2 separate regions of the Homo sapiens genome follow, and region 2 is linked to region 1. Evidence: read pairs that join two places in POLR2A ChIA-PET (ENCODE). Cell type or tissue: MCF 10A. All regions are shown on one strand.

What was found. Peaks named below come from ENCODE experiments on the same cell type or tissue, not always from the same donor. Only the 100,000 strongest peaks of a DNase experiment are listed, where the experiment ranks them.
Region 2: POLR2A ChIA-PET joins it to region 1 with 5 read pairs; 2 of 35 experiments call an interaction of 5 or more read pairs at or near these places.

The regions. Positions count from the first base shown.
Region 1 is chr3:189,831,992-189,836,991 of GRCh38, reverse strand. All of the region lies in intron 4 of TP63 (tumor protein p63), which reads right to left. Among named protein-coding and RNA genes, the nearest start is that of MIR944, 4.6 kb to the right of the region's middle. In MCF 10A, no CTCF peak of the experiment used is centred here; DNase peaks (open chromatin) are centred at 2,361 and 2,811.
Region 2 is chr3:189,690,727-189,695,726 of GRCh38, reverse strand. All of the region lies in intron 1 of TP63 (tumor protein p63), which reads right to left. Among named protein-coding and RNA genes, the nearest start is that of TP63, 62 kb to the right of the region's middle. In MCF 10A, no CTCF peak of the experiment used is centred here; no DNase peak of the experiment used is centred here.

The sequences.
Region 1 (5,000 bases):
TTTGCATGTGAGAAGTGAGAATAACACCTGCCAATGTGACAGGTTTGTTATGAGGATTAAATGTGATAATACATATATGTGTGTGTTTTGAAAAATATAAGACATTTTCCAAACAGAAAGGGATTATTATTAGCCGTGGGGAATTGGGCCAAATACAAACACTTTGGTCAGAGTGTGACATGCTTACAGGTCATCATGCAGTCACCAACAATGGACCATCAGCAATCCATGAACTGAGGCGAGTGTTAGAAAGATCCTTCTGCCTGACACTGAAGAGGAAGAGTAGGAAAAGAAAATGTCTAGGAGCACTGATGGGGCTTATCACACCAGTTGAACAACAGGTAGGTGTATGGATGGGTTTGCCAAGGAACAGGGATATTAAAATTAGGGAAAAGAGACATTACCAAAACCAAATTAGCAGGATAGTACCAAGTTTTAAGTTTCTGGTAGATGAATGAGAATTATTAACAAATTATATTAAATAACCAAATTACACTACGTAATCATTTCTACAGGTTACAAAGCAAAAACGCTTTGCTTTGCCCAACCCTATAAGAGTTATACTTTCCAAGGCTAGCAAACACAGAAATACTGCCTACAAGTCCCCATGCTAGAAGGTAGCATTCCATTTTCTTAGGAGAAAATTGTCATTAACAAGTGCTGATCATGTTTGTAAACCTCCAACACTTTGGGTACATTCAGTTTCATATTGTTTGCCAGTTGAAATAAGAAAAACTCCTCTTAAAACAGGGATTCTTTGATTTTAAGTTGCACGTGTACATTTGATTAATTTCCTTAGAAGAACCAAGTAAAAACAATCTCTTCTTCCAAAATTAACAGTTTCCTGAATGTGGAATATGGACAAAACCCAAAGTGAAATCTCCTGAAAACAGCAAATACTCATGGAAATAAACCACTACCCGTGTGATCAAAGGAATAGACACTCTGAGCACTTGCTTCAAAGATAGACCCATTGATAGGAAGTCTGACGCGTGAGCCAAATCTTGCCTTCCCCACTTTACATTATTATTATTATTATTATTATTATTATTATTATTATTATTATTATTATTATTTTGAGATGGAGTCTCGCACTGTGGCCCAGGCTGGAGTGCAATGGCACGATCTTGGCTCACTGCAACCTCTGCCTCCTGAGTTCAAGTGATTCTCCTACCTCAGCCTCCTAAGTAGCTGGGATTACAGGCACCTGCCACCATGGCCAGTTAATTTTTTGTATTTTTAGTAGAGATGGGGTTTCACTATGTTGGCCAGGCTGTTCTCGAACTCCTGACCACCTGCCTCGGTCTCCCAAAGTGCTGGGATTACAGGTGTGAGCCACTGCACCCAGCCGCCTTCCCCACTTTTTTGGAACATTTTAAAATGCTTTGAACCCAGACTTGCTTTAGTTGTAGGCAAACAGTTGCTGACAGGACAGGAACTGAGCCTTCGGTAAGAATGTATTGCAATGCTTTCATTATGTTAATTATATCTGAGACACCAGGAGGCTGGTATATACACACCATGGTAAGTATTTCTATTCATTTGATTTTACTGGGCACCAGATTCATTTACAATTAGGACACAGTTAGGACAAAAAAAGTAAAAACGATACAGTTATTCCCAGTCAGAGAACCAAAGAGAGGAAATTGGCAGACATCTTTTGTTTTACATGCCTTCATAAACTATAATTTATTCTCTCCCCATTTAGCCTTTTATCATTAGGAGTTTAATTTTTATAAAATATAACTATTCATCTATGTCCTTCTAGACAGTATAACTAGACCCTCCATCTAGTTTAATAAGCTATACAGAATCTGAGAATATAAAGTTAAGAAGATTTTAATCCTGAAACTCTAGAGCTTTATATGTGTGGGATCTCAAACTAGGAGATTTGACTCCCTCCACCAAGGTCAAAGTGAATTAGGGACTGCATGAAAAACCCAGCATTTTTGTCTCACAGGACTCGGACGATCCATAAGATCAGGTCACTCTTCCCTATCTCAGTGAAGATTTAAATGTTTAGAGACATATGACCCAGTTCTCTGTCTTCAAGCTTAGAAAAAATGTACCGTTTGACATTTAGCAAAGACAAAAAAAAAAAAAGGAAAAAAACCATATGAAATCAACATCTATTATGTTTCAACAAAATATCAAAACATATATAATTGCTTTTTCCAAAAAACTGACCCATCCTAAGGAAAGATTTAGGTGCAGAGATTTAAGAATTGTGCTTCTTATGAAAAAAGGGTGTGCTTGCTCTGTCTAGAGCACCAAACTCTCTCATCACACCACTTGGTTTATGGTCTTAATCACCAGACAGATGAAAGCGACCTGCAAGTTTGGGAACCCACAGCCCAAGTGCTAGGAAGAATCTGTTCTGTGTGAACAGCCACAGCGCAATTGTGGAGATACATGGCACAAGTACACAAAATAAACAGTAACGTATTTTCTTTTCTTTTTGGTAGAAATTCCTAATGGAAAATTCCTGATATAGACTTTATTAGGAGGAAACGCGAGTCCATAACTGTAAATGGTGCAAAGCCCACTTTTTCCACCTTATTAGCAAGTGCATAAGCATAAGAATCTATGTTTTCCAAAAATCATATTAATAATTTCCCCTGTCTTTCCTCCCAAAACTTAAAAAAAAAGACTGTCAGACTATCAAAGCACTGTCAGTGCCAGTAAGACACATCATTAAGGTGAGTAATTTTCCTGTTTACTTCAAACACTTTTTTTCCCAAACTCCAACCTGGGCAGGTCTGATCAGGTTAGGCTTTGGAACGAGTAAAAGCATCCCCAATTTCTACATAAGCGCTGCAGGCCATGGGCAAAGACAAGTCTCAACTGAGCTCTCCACGGTAGTCAAGCTTCCCGGCGCCTCTGGTCTTGTCTCCCTCATACCTAACAAGTATCGTCATGTCTCTCAACCTTCAAAATCGGTTTATCTGCAACACAAATGCACATACGCTCACATACATCCTACTTCTTTTACTTTTACTTATAATTAATATCTACATACATTCTGAACACATTTGCTTTATAACAATTCTTTCCTATGCACTTTTCAAAAGAAAATATTTTCCATTCTGAATTCAGGCATTCTTCATGTAAAGACAAATGGCAGAATGCAAAATAATAATCGTTTTTAACTGCAAAATGCTGCTCTAATTTTTAAATTCAGTGGAGTAGAGATCTGGCTTTTCTATTTTTTCCTGGAAATAGATACCGCTGTCTTAATTAAATGTTTTCAAGATCTACCTTTATGCAAATATATCTACTATGTAATTTGTGTTTTCTTTAAAAAAAAAAAAAAGAGAGAGAGAAAATTGCTACCCTTGACATAAGATTCCTCTTTCAGTGTGATCTGCTTCTAAGAAGACAGGAAGCTGGAATTAAGAGTTTAGTATTGGATCTATTTTGTCAACGTGGACAGATTGGTAGGTCTCAAGTTCACTTCTCAATCTATAAAAAATAATGCATGAAAATACATATAAGTCCCCAGGTCACAGGGGAATTGTGAGTTCTACTGTTTGCAAAGCGTTTTGCATTCTTTGGGTAAGAGGTGTTGGGCTTGTTATGAAGACACTGTACTTACATAATCCTAAACATGCTCATAAATTGGAAAGGCAGTTTTCAAGCCAAAGGCATAATGTTCTTTTACACTACAAATGAACTTGTTTATATGCTGGTCTGAGATACTTATTTGCTCCTACTCAGTCACCCTGTTTTCTTCTTGAGGCCATCACTATCATCACTGTTTCTTCCCCTCACTGTGCTGAATTTGTCATAGATAGAAGAGGGAAATAGAAGCAAAATTAAGTAATGAATAACAAAAGGCTTAAACTAAATGGAAACTCATTTTTCAACCTCATGGTGGTGGAGGCAAAGTGAGGAAACATGAAAGGAGAGAGAAGGCCTTAGCAAATTGGATTCGATTTACTCTCTATCAATAAGATACAAGGGAAGATCCAGTCTCACCTTTGCCTCTGCTCTCTTTATCTCATTAAACGTGCTTAAATTTGGACAGGCAAAAATGAGAGCTGTCAAATAGTAACAGACGCATAATAGTAAAAGTCAGAATACTAGTAGGAAGTGCTCTGCATCCAAGGATCACTCATCCCTAGACTTATAGCATAGCTCTCTATTCATTTGGTAGGTGACAGGTGTTGTCAGGTCTAGAAAGACACATAACTCTGCATCTGTGAAATGGGAATATTAATCCTCCATCCTGGAGAACTGTTACATGAACCAGTTCCCACAGTGTAAAGTGTCTTATGGAGTTTTTGACCTGGTACTCAACATATATTAACTACCAGTTTTATCTCTATCATCTAAATTTTGGAGTTGGTCATCAGTGGCCAACTCCTGACAGCATAATAATACACACAAGATAATAAGCATAACTGACTATGCGGCCAGAGGTTAAAATTTATGTCAAACTTCATGCTTTATTAAAAAATGAAGGAATAAGTCAAGAGCCTTTTATTTTACCCTTGCTTGCTATGTCACTGTTGTAACTTTTAGGTTTAGCTGGCGAGCTGTCTCCTCCTGCAGCTATTGTACTTGAGTTGTACTACAGGTAATATAACCAACTAATGTAATGAACGATATATACTAAGGAAAGTTGGCCCTGAGTGACCTCCTTGGATTGAGGACTTTGTCTCTAACAACTGTCCATCTGTCAGTCCCTGGGGTTGATTATAAGAAGAACAGTATACCCCAACAAGCCCGATGCAGAGAAGTCTCAGGTAACTTTCAGGTTTTCCATTTGCCAGTCATTTAGAAAAACCCCAAGAGGAGAAAAAAAATTAGGATGCTGACATCATCTGAAGATTCATTTCCCTCTATTAAAAGCATTATAGTGCTGGGCGTGGTGGATCATGCCTGTAATCCTAGCACTTTGGGAGGCCAAGGCAGGTGGATGATGAGGTCAGGCGTTCAAGACCAGCCTGACCAACATGGTGAAACCCTGTCTCTACTACAAATACAAAAATTAGGCG
Region 2 (5,000 bases), 140 kb after region 1:
GTGTGGGAGGATACAGAAAAACAAGGCAAAAAGGCTAGAATGATCCATGTGGTTGAATAAAAGTTGGAGAAATCAGCATAGGTACAGCTAGTTCCACATAGAAATATTTATAGATATGTGCATATACATGGGTCAGTATATATCCATATATTTCCTTGCTCTGTCAGCTGAGACAGCCTAGAAGCAACAACACCCAGCAGCAATGAGAAAACCTAATGCCCAGTTCTTGGTTTCTAAAACTATCCTCCAGTAAAAGAAACCAGAGATCCTTGGATAAGTAGCTGCTTCTATGACTGAAGCAGGACATATATAAGATGAGCCTGAAACATCTTGTAGCACCACAAATTAAAGAAAAACAAACAAACAAACAAAAAATTTAAAACCATGCTCAAAATAATATGAGTATATCAAAGGGACACAGGAACTAACTGAAAGAGCTTTCAATGGCCAAAACTGGAGCAATGGAGCGAGGAAATAAAGTAGTATTTAATTATATTCCAATGTATAACATAACTATCCATGAGTTTATAATGATATAAATAAATATTCAGATACATTAACAAAAGTGAGAAAAAAGACGTCTCCCATGCAGAAAAATTCCAAATAATTTAGGTAGATATTCTACCCTCAAGAAGATAGAAAATAACTCTCCACTCTTAAAGAATAGGCTGTCAAGGTGGGCAGGTCACCTGAGGAGTTCAAGACCAGCCTGGTCCAACATGGTGAAACCCCATCTCTACTAAAAATACAAAACTTAGCCAGGTGTGGTGGCGGGCGTGTGTAATCCCAGCTACTCAGGAGGCTGAGGCAGGAGAATCACTTGAAACCAGGAGTTGGAGGTTGCAGTGAGCCAAGATCACGCCACTGCACTCCAGGCTAGGAGACAGAGCGAGACTCTGTCTCAAAAAAAAAAAAAAAAAAAAAAAAAAAAAAAAAGGCTGTAAATACTGGCCTCCTTTCAAAGAGTATGGCATGGAAAAAGAGGAAAAAAGAGTTAACCTCAAAGTGAAAAAACCTAACAAACATGACTCAGCCAGGTGATCAGTATTACCATCAACAGTGAAAATTCATGTTGATAGTATGTACCCTTAATATAATGTGTTGAAAATGGCACTTTACCTGCATGGTCTTCCTCCCCAAAGAACATAAACCCAGGTTTATCATTAAAAAATGCAAAGTCTAATTAAGGGGCATTCTATTAAATTTCTGAACAGCATGCCTTAAGACAGTCAAGGTTACCAAAACCAAGAAAAGTATGAGAAAATATCACAGCCAAGGGGAACCTAAGGCAACATGATGGCTAAATACAGCGTGGTATTCTGAATAAGGTCTTGGAACAGCAAAATACACTTAGGTGAAACAAAGAAAAATTGAATAAAGCATGAACTTTAGTTAAAAATAATGTATCACTATTAGTTCATTCGTTGTGGCAAATATACCATAATAATGTATGATGTTAGTGATAGGAAAAACTGGGTGTGGGTTATGTGGAAACTCCTTTGACTATCATTCCAAATTTTCTGTAAATTGTATACTGTTCTAAGATTAAAAGCTTATGTAAAATGAGAAAACTATATTCAAAGGAAGTGAAGGATATACTATTGGGTTGATCTTAGTCACATTTCTGTTCCGCTGTTTAATAGTCTGGAAGAAATAACACCAACATACTTTATTATAGTCCATGGCACTCTGAGCTATACCTCTTAAACCTCAGATAGTTTAGATAATTTCATGTACATCTTTTGAATGCATAAAACAATATGGCCATGTAATAAAAGATAACACTAAAACGGTGTTGTTGAGGTGTCAGAAACTTTTTAAAATCATCTTCATCTATTCACTCACTGAACCTTCACAACGACCTTGTGAGGTAGGCATATATTATCTTTGTTATCACCACCTACATTTTAGAAATGAGAACACCAGGCACCGTGAGTTAATCTGCTCCAAATGCACATCTAATGATCAGAGAGCTATCATTTACCCTAAGTCCAGATTGTTTTATTTACCTCTACCTCTACTGCTTTCCATTTTACTATAGCCGTATATATTCAAATAGGCAAAACATAAGGCCTAATATCTACCATAATTTTCTTACCTTTTAGAGTAGCACAAATTCAGAATAATCGTCCCCATCCAAATTCCGTTCAATAACTCCTTTTTTTAGTATACGAAGCACTCCATGATTTGTAGAATAATTTGTTGGTGCAAAACCCTATTTGGATTTAGCTATTATCATTCCACAAATAAAGATTCATGGTTCAGGTATTTTACCCAGCTTAATTCACACAGAAAAGCTGTCACACCTTGTTCTCTTCTCCCTTGGTTTTAATTAATGTGTATTTGGGGGAAAACATTTTCTTGGGTGTCTGTTCCTCAATCTGAAATCATTCTGCAGAATACGAACGTAGGGAAGAGTAGCTAACCTTCAATGGATTAGTGCAAGCAATTGGAAGAATTAGTTTAAATTCTAAAATGTATATACTTTATAAATCACTTTGTTTTCATTAATCACCTTTCCTTAAATAGTATAAGATATGAAATTCTGGAGTCAAAGAAACAGTCATCCTATCTATTTCAATTATTTTATTGATGAAGCCACATAACGGAGTAGATGCTTGAGATAAGATATAAGCCAAAGGTTGTAGGTAACAAGCACCTGTAACATAGTTATTCTCCTGAAAACACTGATTTTTGTTTGAGGGGGTGCTGGCAGGAAAGGTTCAGATGTACCCTTTTCTAAAGATTTTCATAATACTCGTCCATTTACAGGACATGACTCTCTTGTACGGGTATTAAGACCATATTAAATAGATTTGAATACACTTGCTACTGGCTGGCTCCACAGTGATTTAATCCATGCTAGATCTGCCTGAAGGAGAGAGAAAAGACACGTTTTGAGAAGGAGTTCAGTAAACAGATTGGCCACTCATAGCTGTGAGCAGCTTTTGACAGGTCATTGCTCGCAACATCTCCGTATCTTCACTTTTCACAGTTCTGGATTGTCTCTGAATCAATGATTCTGTGATGACCATCCTGTTTCCCCCTATTGCTCAGTTGTTCATAGAGTCTTTTCTTCTCTCCCAAGTCCAAAAATAAAATGCATTTATATATAATTTTTATAGTTATTAAATAATGTAGAATTTCTTTTCATTTGTGGAATGAGGAAAAGCTATATTTTTTCACTGTGATTACTGCCTATTTTTAGCCTATTAATTGTAAGTTATGCCACATTCCTTTTGTAATGAGGTGTAACACATAGTAAATAAAAGTGGGGAGGGAGGAAGGGGAAGGATGAAAAGGAGAAGAGAGGAAGAAGAAAAAAGGAAAGAAGACGAGATGGAAATAAAAAGGTAAAAGAAATAAAGAAGGGATGAAAAGAAGAAAGAAATAGAGAACAGAGGGAAAGAGGAGAAAATAAAAGAAAAAAGAAGGAAAACAAGAGGCACATATTCTAACACAAAATCTAAAGCTGTTTCAAAAGTATTTTGTATTTGTTCAAGTGAATGTCAAGTCCATATGGAAATAACTTTTAAGAAGAGAATACTGGTGTGTAGAGGTAAACTCAGGTAAGTTTGTTACATATTCAGTCACATCAGTGTTACCTCACAGTTGCTGTTTATCAATAAAATAATAGAGAGTGCTAGAAATAATGTTATTAAGGTAAGATTATAGGTGCTTCCGAAGATGACAACCCGTAGCAATAAAAGAAAAGCATTGAATTGTGTCAGAAAGAAATGATGAAGAAATCTGTATTTCAGTCCTGACATTAACAAGCTTGATCTTGAAAAGCACACTTGCCTTGAACATAATTGACTTGGGCAAGATGATCTATTTGAATGGTTCTAGGTACGATATTCTATGTTTCTATTAGTCACTTAGTTTTTTTAACTGGCCTATTTCTATAGTAAATAACAACAGAAACCCAAAGGACAACAACAGAAAAACAAAAGAGAATGGTCTTTAGAAGGAAACATCTAGTGCTGTAGATACCAGAGGACTGTAGTATAGACTCTTACACAGCTAGTGTGAGAAACATGCTTTCCTTTTACAGATAGGAACCCTGAAGCTTAAACAGGAAAACTGATTATTTAAAGCAGCGTTTCTTAACCAGAGGCAATTTTGGCCCCCAAGAAACATTTGGAAATATCTTGAGACATATGTGGTTGACACAGCTTGGGAAGCAGAAGTGTCATATTGGCATCTAATGGAAAGAGGCCAGAGATGTTCCTAAACACCTTACAAATGCATATGACAACTTCCCACAACAAAATATTGTTCAGTTCAAAATGTCAATTGCCCAGGTTGAGAAATCCTGAGTTGCCATACACAGTCAATTACCTTTCTTCTTTTCTTTTTCTTTTTCTTTTTTTTTTTTTTTTTTTTTTGAGATGGAGTCTCATTCTATCACCCAGGCTGGAGTGCAGTGGCATGATCTCAGCTCACTGTAACCTCCACCTCCCGGGTTGAAGAGATTCTCCTGTGTCAGCCTCCCGAGTAGCTGGGATTACAGGCGTGCACCACCACGCCCGGCTAATTTTTGTATTTTTAATAGAGACAGGGTTTCACCATGTTGGCCAGGATGGTCTCAAACTCCCTGATCTCAGGTGATCAACCAGCCTCAGCCTTTGCAAAGTGCTGGGATTACAGGTGTGAGCCACTGCACCGAGCCACAATCAATTACCTTTCTAAATCTCTGGCAGTAGTGAAGAAGGTTAAATATACTGTGAATAATTTAAATCACTCTATATCGTGCTTGTTCTGGTGGAGCAGTTCCTGAGAGTGACAACTCCAGTTTTCTATTATGTAACACATTGGGTTCAGGAGTCCAGTCAAAAAAGCATCTTCAGGACAAACTCCAAACATGTGGAAATATGTTCCAAGTCTAACTGAAAAGGCAAAGGTCACAAAGAAGGTAATGTGCCTCTAAAATAATCCAGTAATGATCAGAAATTGCATTAATAGAAGGATTCTATAAAAATGAGTGATACCCACATTGA